Regions from separate parts of the Homo sapiens genome. Here region 1 is linked to region 2. The links are chromatin contacts, found by Hi-C or POLR2A ChIA-PET in ENCODE. All regions are on one chromosome and are shown on one strand. Each heading gives the region's core, a stretch centred on a gene start or an enhancer-like site at or near the end of the contact. The rest is flanking DNA. Distances are from core to core; before and after follow the strand shown. Region 1 overlaps GALNT18 (polypeptide N-acetylgalactosaminyltransferase 18). Region 2 holds the start of GALNT18-AS1 (GALNT18 antisense RNA 1).

Region 1 (4,060 bases), core at 554-3,053, 48 kb before region 2:
CAGGCACTCTCCCATTCCCCTGTCTCAGCCCCATCTCGCCCTGACTGCAGGAGCAACCAGGGGAAGGAGGGACTGGAGCCCATCCATGAGACTGCAAGCAGGAAAACCTGGAGGCCTGCTCTGGGAACCCACCCTCTCCTACTCTTGCTCCTAGCAGGTATATAAAGTCTGTGGGTAACGATGGGCCATGACCACAGTGTAAGCAGCCAGTGACTGTTCCCAGTGCCTGACAGAGGTGGGTTTTTATGTCCAAGGAGCGACACTGGATCAGGTCTGCCAGCCAAAGACCCGGAAGAGGTCACCAAAGGAGGGGTCCAAGAGCTAGAGGCAGCCAGGGTGCAAACAGCTGGCACTGGGGAGCAGGAGCACAACCGCCTTCCTCCCCTGTGGGTAGGCCCCTGGAGAGAGTCCCTGGCCAGTGCCCTTGGGCGATGTTTTTAACCAACAAGCTTGTAGCGCTTACTGCATGCCCTGCAGGCACTGTTCTGAAGGCTTTACAGAGATTTCCCCCATTTAATCCTCAAAAGAACACCATGAGGGAGGTCCAATTATTTTCTCCATTTTAAAGATGGGAAAACTGAGGCACAGAGGGCTTAAATAACCTGCCAGATCACCCAGGGAGCAAATGGTAGAGCAAGATTCAAGCGCAAGCAGCGAGGCGCCTGGGTGTGTTCTCTGGCCTGCTGAGCTAGTGTGAGCATGCCCACTGCACCCGTCAGCCACAGACACAGCCCCTGGGAAGCAGCCTGCTTCCCATTCCCCTGCCCCAGCATGTCAGACATCTCTGAAAAGATGTTCCATGCCACTCACCGAGCAGACCTGAACAGTCCCAGAGATGACCTAGGGCCTGTGTGGCGTGCAAGGGGATGTTGTGGGCTGGCTTCCTGTGAGGCAGCCTCTGAGGTAGAGAAGGGCAGCAGGACGCTGAGTAGGGAGAGCTCTGGGGACCCACACCTCTGGGAGCAGGAGAAAGCTAGATGGGGCAGAGGGAGAGCCAGGCTGCAGCACAGTGCTGACCACGATGGGAGGGTTAAAGATGGGGTGGCCTGCACAGCTGTCACAGGCTGGAGTGAAGGAACCCCTTCCTGGTCAGGCATTTCCTGTGGATCAGTCCGGGGAGGGGCGTGGGCCAGGCAAGGCAGTCCCCTCAGCAGGAGCACCCCATAGGCAGCTGAGGCTTCTGCAGGCCCTACACCAGCATGTGGGGAAACTAGTCCTGCATTCCTGGCAGGGATCGGGAAGCACATCGCAGGGTCCACCGTAGGGAGCCTTAGAGCCCCTGGCTGGCCTTCCACTGCTGTCTAGGAAGGCTCCCCGTGCCCTTGTTCCTGGCTACCTGGCTGTATCCTCCAGCACACATCTCTCACTGGGGCTGACAGCAGCCACGGGCTGGCAATTCCTCAGGGAGGAAAGCTTTAGGAATCTCGTATCCTCTTCCTTTCCACCCAAGGCCCACCACCTCCTGGCTCTCTTTTGTGCCCCATAATGAGCCCTGAATTAGTTGACACCTCCACCTCACTAGCGAGCTAGAAGTTCTCTAAGGATCTTAAAGATCACCACTATCTGGATACAAACAGGGGTACAAACTAGCAAACATTTTTAAATTACAAGAAAGGTAAAACCTTGGAAAGTCTGTCGGGAGCTCTGGTGACTTACGGTGTAAGCCCCACCTGCTAGAATGCTCAGCCCACTCTCTGGCCACCAGCTAGACTCACTCCTCATCCCTCATCCTTTAATCCAAGTCAGTGACTCTCTAAGTCCCTTCATAGTGACTTGCTCTCCAGTTCTCGGGACGCTGCAGGCCTTGTGAAGAGCCAAACAGATGCTCAGGAGGTCAGAGAGAGTTCTGATTACACCACGGAAGAAACTCGAGGCCAGGCAGCCACTTTCCTGAGCTCCAACTTCATTCCTGAACCGTTCAGTCCTCTTATTCACTATCAGAAAATGGCAGAGAAGATTACAGTGGCGGGAGAACAAAAATTGCTCAAAGCCACCTTCTTCCTAAACATAATTTACAGTACAATGACAGTCACTTCCGATGAAGCTTATGTGAAGGGAACGGAGGTGACTCAGGCGAGCCCACTCAGAAACCCAGCCCACACACCTTTGGCCAGGAAAGGAAGCCAACACGCACTTCACCATAGAGTCCCAGGGCAGCCAGAGCCAAATGGGTGGCTGCACCTGTTCCTGCAGTAATGTTGGCCCTACAGGGACTTTCTCGCTTTAACCCCATAAAGGAAGCACAGAGACCAGCTGACCCCAGAGAGGCCACTGTCAAGAACACTTTCCTGAGGCCCAAGAAAAGGGAAGAATCAAATATCAGACACAGCAAGTGACTTACAAATGGAGAAGACCCTAGAGCCATGTCAGCCACACTGGGGCGGGATGACTTCTACCCACCCTAGGAAGGAAGGAAGGAAGGAAGGCCCTAGGAGGCCCCAGGCCTCTTCTATCCCAAGAATCCTCCCCCTGAGGTGCTACTCTCCTCCTACCTCCACATGACCTCTCCTCATTCTGGGGAATAACCATCAGGTCAAACACACATCGGTCCCTGCCCTACAAACTCTATGCCCCATCTCTGAGAGACGGCTGCCCAAACTGGAAGCTCTTAAGCTTCCCTGCATCCCATCCCTCTTTCCACACAACTTCCAGTGGCCGACAGGACTTAAGGCTAAGAACGGGAATGGGGCCAGGCTTCAGGGTCCTCCCATCAGAGGGAAGGAGGGGATGAGAGTGTCCCTTGATTTTTTGTAGTTGTTTCTGACCCAAAGCCCTGCCACATAGCACAGACAAGAGATGAAGAATCATGCCCACAGAAACACGCAGCCCTGCGTCAGCTGTCCCACCACCACTCAGCTCAACAAGCAGAGGGAAGACCTCTGACTGGTCCATGCCACATGCCACGCTCCTTGGGACCACTGCAGAAGAGCTCAAAGCCTGCTAGAATCCTGACACAAGCTACTGTGACTGGATTTTTTTCTGGATGTTGAAACACAAAAACAAAACAGACAGTCCACTGTATCCACAGAACTCAAGATGTCTAACAGTCTCAGTGTGGCGGCTCCTTCTCCACCGACAAAGACACTTGTCACGCAGCTAGCTGTGCACAATCTGTGCCACTTGTTTCAGAAGTCTGGAGCACACATTTGCCACACAGACAGCATGGGTTAGACTAGCTTCCTATTCAAATCTGGGTTTACAGTCTCCCCACCCTTACTCTGAAATTCTCTTGGAGCACCAAACATGAAACTTCTTCCCCTGTCCTCAGATTAGGCAGATGAGAGTAAAGTAAGAGACTGAGCGCAGTGCAGTCCACTAACAATTCAGGCAGAGGCTCTCCCTTACAAACTGCTTGCCAAGAAAGTAGCAATTTACATGCTTTTTCTTATTACAAGCCCTTTCATTATGTCCGCAAGATCAATTCCATCTGAGTGAAGGTCTACAGTGCTATTTTGAGCCAGGAGGTCTGCCTTCCAGTTTTGCCACCCACAGACATTATGAACTTGAGAAAGTCATTTCACTTTCTTTCAAAGAACTGCAATCAGAATAGGTCCTGCATGCCCTCCAAGTACAGCATCTCTTTTAATACAACAGCTGTTTGAGGCAAATCTTGTCACTCTCACAGGTGAGGACAATGTCACAGGTGAGGAAATGGAGGCTCATGGAAGTTAAGTAGCTTGCTTGCTCTGTGCAGAGGTAACCGAGAGCTACCTCTAGAGGTCTTCAAACTCAAGAAGTCTGGTTTCAAAGCTAATGCTCTTAAAATTCTTACACCGTGCCACTTTGGGAGGCTGAGGCGGGTGGATCATGAGGTCAGGAGATCGAGACCATCTTGGCTAACACAGTGAAACCCCGTCTCTACTAAAAATACAAAAAATTAGCCAGGCGTGTTGGTGGGCTCCTGTAGTCCCAGCTACTCGGGAGGCTGAGGCAGGAGAATGGTGAGAACCCGGGAGGAAGAGGTTGCAGTGAGCCGAGATCGCACCACTGCACTCCAGCCTGGGCAACAGAGCGAGACTCCATCTCAAAAAAAAAAAAAAATATCGTACACCCTGCCTCC
Region 2 (3,810 bases), core at 1,243-3,742:
ATACAATTTCTGGCAAGTGGTGAGGGGAGGGTAGTAGGAATGACCATTCCAGCTCTCCTACCCTCCTGCTTCCCTGAAAAGCATAGTCTTAAAGCATTGTTCGTCAGCGGTGCTTCTTGGGCCCCTCTGGGCCCCAAACCCAGCCAGCCCCACCAGGAGATGCCCATCACTGCCTCTGCAAGCCAGCTCAGGTGCATATCCTCTTATGGAGGAGAAAAATGCAAACAGAAGTTACCCACAAGGGATACATGGCATTGTTTGGGAATCAAGGATCTGACTTTCTCAATGTCTCCAAGACTTAGGATCCAGAATTCTTAAAAAGTCTTTCTGTCTCCAAAGACTATGTCCTAGGGAGATAAACATCCTATATACCTAGGGAGATAAACATCCTATATATCTTCCACCAATCACCCCAAAACACCCATTCTGGTACAATGCATTCGTTAACAGTTACCACCCTCACCCTGTCTTTAAGAGAACTATATAACCCATCTCCCTTGCCTTGTGACTCACAAAGGCCTGGCCCCACTGCCAGGCATTGCCACGTGACTGATTTTGGCCAACAGAGTGTGAGCAGACATGAAGGATGCCAGGTCTGAACAGAAGTTGTAAATGTGACTATACAATTTGGCTCAGCCTCTTGCTGTTCTCAACCACAATAAAACAGGCAGATCACAAAACGAGAAAGTATGTGGAGCAGAACCACAGCCAACGCACAGCCCAGGTGACATAAGGAAGAAAGAAACTGTTGCTTTGTAAGCCACTGAGAGTTGAGGTTGTTTGTTATGCAGCCAGACTTCGCGACAACTGACTAATTACCCTTCAATACAGGAGTAGCAGGTAGCTCTGGGGAGTTGGCCAGCTCTTTGCACCTATGTCCTGTGGCTCCTATCACCCACCTAACAAAGCCCAGGCCTAGTTCCAATTTCACCATAACTCATTTTCCATCCATTTATACCCTAGGCTCCTTAAGAAGTGAATCTTCCCGGCAACACCCTTAGTTCATGACTCATCCTGCCAGTGACTCTGGTTAAGGGGGGAAAAAGGTAGGTTTAATGTTTCAGCAACGCCACTGGAGATCTCAGAGTAAAAATCACCCCCTTTTCCTCTCCTGGGGAGGCTCCACACCAAGAGCCAATGGAGACTCACTGTCTAAGATAGAGAGCAAGATGTACAGGAGAGGGCACTGGACTAGGAGTCTGGAGTTCTGGATTTGGATTCAGGCTAAGTCACTGGGCCATGTGACCCCCTTAAAACCACGGAGTCTCTAAGGGCCTGGGTGACCTAGTACAAGTCATTCCCTCTGTCTAAACTGATCAGTGGTTTTCAAACCCAGCATTGGTTTCCTTGGAGATGTCTTAGCCGATAGCTGAGATGAGAAGAAGCCTGTGGCCAATATAACCTCATCCCCTGCTTCTGCCAGATGGGCTCTGTTTTGATCTACTGTACAAATTCGGTTTCTAGGTAAGATGTTGCTTAGCCAAGAATCCCATAGCTAAATGCATTTCAAAATCACTGATCAGGTGATCTCTGAGGGCCTTTCCAGATCTGACACATGCTGATCCTCCCTGATGCCTGACTTCTTGTATATTCTGTGGCCACCCACTTCCTTGCCATTGTAGTCAAGGATTTACTAACACCCAGAGGGCACCCAGTAGTGAATGACTGACAAGCAAGAATGTAACAAGGTAGATTCACAACAACTCAACCAAGAGTTATAAAACAGCTTCCTCTATTTCTCCAAGGTGATTATTAGATTTTGGAAGGCTGAAGGGAAAAAAAAAAAAAAAAGCAGTTCAGAGACACCATCAAGGAAGTGAGCTCAATGTTTTAGCTTTCTACTTGTGGTTTATCTTCTGCCTTGAGTATCTGGGTAAGACCACCACTTGCCCCCACCCCAATACCCCAAGCTGGAAAAAGGTTCTTTGGAGTGAGATTCACACTTTTAGATCACTAAATACAGCCAACATGTCCTGGAAACCATCTCATGTTTATCACATCCTCTGGGAATTCTAAGAAATTCTGATCTCAGAGGGCTTGCAGACCATGGAACCTCTGCCCAAGGGGCTGGGAGCTTTTGGTTTCCCAAAGCCTCGTTTGAGTGGACCCATATTCTATCATAGGAGAACAAGGCCAAGTTCACTAAACCAAGGGCTATGTCCCATCTGCCTGGGCAAACTGTCCTTCCTGAAATGGCTGAACAATACCCAATGTGACAGGAATCCATCCATTCTTCCACCCAGCACTAACCATGGGACCCCAGAGCAGGACTAGGGTTGACTATGACCTACGTCCAAGTTGCTGGTAAGTAGGCAAGCAGTGAAGAGATGAGACATGGAGATCACAAAACAGGGCATGAGGTCTTTGGGGTAGCCATAGGAGAAAGGGAACTGAAACAGAGAGAGAGGCCAGTCCATGGAGACAGGAAAAGCTCAGGAAAGAGAAGAACTTTGGTTCGGGGACATTTATAAAGAGGGACAGAAGCAGAGCAGGCCACTCAGGAAGTGAGGGAGTGTGGCTTGGACTTTTCCTGGCTGGGAAAACACACAGAAAGAGCCTGTTTCCTCTGCAAGCAGAGACGTGAGGGAGCTCAGCCAGGCTGGGAGTGTCCAGAAGGCGGAGCCCCGGACTGGCTGGAAAAGAGAACTCCATCTCAGGAACCATGGTTTGCCCTGGAGAGCTTAGCACTGGGCTGAGCACACCGTGTGGGATTCAACGTGCTAAAGTGAGTCACCATGGGCCACCCCAAGAGCCTCCCAATTTGTCGCCTGCTTCCTTTCTTGCCCTCCACCCGCTCTGTTCTCCATGCCGTGGCCAGAACAACCTGATAGCACTGCAGACCTGTGTCTCCTCCCTTCTTAGACGCCCTGGCTGGGCTTGCACTGTGCATATCTGCTTCCCTCTCCTTACAGCTAGCCCACCAGCCCTCACATGATCTAGCCTCTGCGCACGACCCAAGCCTCATCCGGCCGTCCGGCCCCTGCCCTGCCCTTAACTGGCCTCCCTAGGTTTCTTGAACACACCATAACATACTTTCTTTTCCTCCTGGGGGACCCTGCCCTCTGCCTAGAAAGCTTTTTTCCACAATTCACCAAACCAGCTCTTCTTCCTTTCAGATCACAGTCTCAAAGCTCCCCCTGGCCACCCCAGCTCAGGAAGGATTTATTTCCCTACTTACACCTTGTTTCTCTCACACGCTCCATTTTTTGCCTTGACTGCACTTCTTGCAATGTGTACTGACCCATTTAATATCAGGCTTCAGCCCAAGTGTTGTGAAAAGGCAATGATCTCAGGTCTCCATTGCATCCCCAGCACGAGCAGAGTCCCTGGCACATTCAGGGCTCAGCACACTGTTGAACAATGGAATGAACAGGTAATTTACTTGCCTGTAAAGAGTTACTCTCCAAATTATCCCCACATCTTCCCTCTTACCAACCAGTTAAACCCATGCTATATTAAAGACATGAGGTATTAGTAACAGTTAACATCCACTGAGTGTTTTTCATGGGCCCCAAGTTTTCCTGGGTTGAGCACACTGTGTGTGATTCAACATGCTAAACTGAGTCACCATGGGCCACCCTAAGAACCTCCTAATTTGTTGCCTGCTTCCTTTCTTGCCTTCATTTAACCCTCACAGCAACCTAATGAGGTCAGTCTTATTCTTTCCATTTTACAGATGAAAAAAATCAAGGCTTAAGATTAACTTAGCAGTTTATCCAACAGCTCCTGGCTAGTCAGTGTCAGGACCAGGATTTCAATCCAGGCAGCCTGACCCTTGGGCTGTGTGTATAGCTACCTTCAGACACAAAA

The links. Hi-C counts contacts between places; a loop is a spot of excess contacts on that map. ChIA-PET counts read pairs that join two places held with the same protein, here RNA polymerase II (POLR2A). Pooled maps may share reads with other maps.
Region 1: a loop to region 2 is called in a map of DLD1, with 6 times the contacts of the local background. The contact joins the enhancer-like site here to the promoter of GALNT18-AS1 in region 2. A Hi-C loop is called at or near these places in 15 of 168 maps with a recorded cell type or tissue (DLD1, astrocyte of the cerebellum, cardiac septum and 6 more) and 7 of 50 pooled maps. POLR2A ChIA-PET finds 5 or more read pairs at or near these places in 3 of 52 experiments (Panc1, SK-N-SH and WTC11).

Annotation. Positions count from the first base shown.
Region 1 is chr11:11,519,693-11,523,752 of GRCh38, forward strand. The region is part of intron 1 of GALNT18 (polypeptide N-acetylgalactosaminyltransferase 18); the gene reads right to left. Among named protein-coding and RNA genes, the nearest start is that of GALNT18-AS1, 48 kb to the right of the region's middle. Within about 2 kb of position 1,804, at least 2 of the 41 ENCODE cell types and tissues checked have a DNase peak (open chromatin) inside an H3K27ac peak, as active enhancers do.
Region 2 is chr11:11,567,473-11,571,282 of GRCh38, forward strand. It overlaps GALNT18-AS1 (GALNT18 antisense RNA 1), which reads left to right and starts at 2,493. Exons shown (of 2, transcript XR_007062595.1): 1 at 2,493-2,725. The region is part of intron 1 of GALNT18 (polypeptide N-acetylgalactosaminyltransferase 18); the gene reads right to left. RefSeq lists enhancers at 530-579, 2,832-3,331.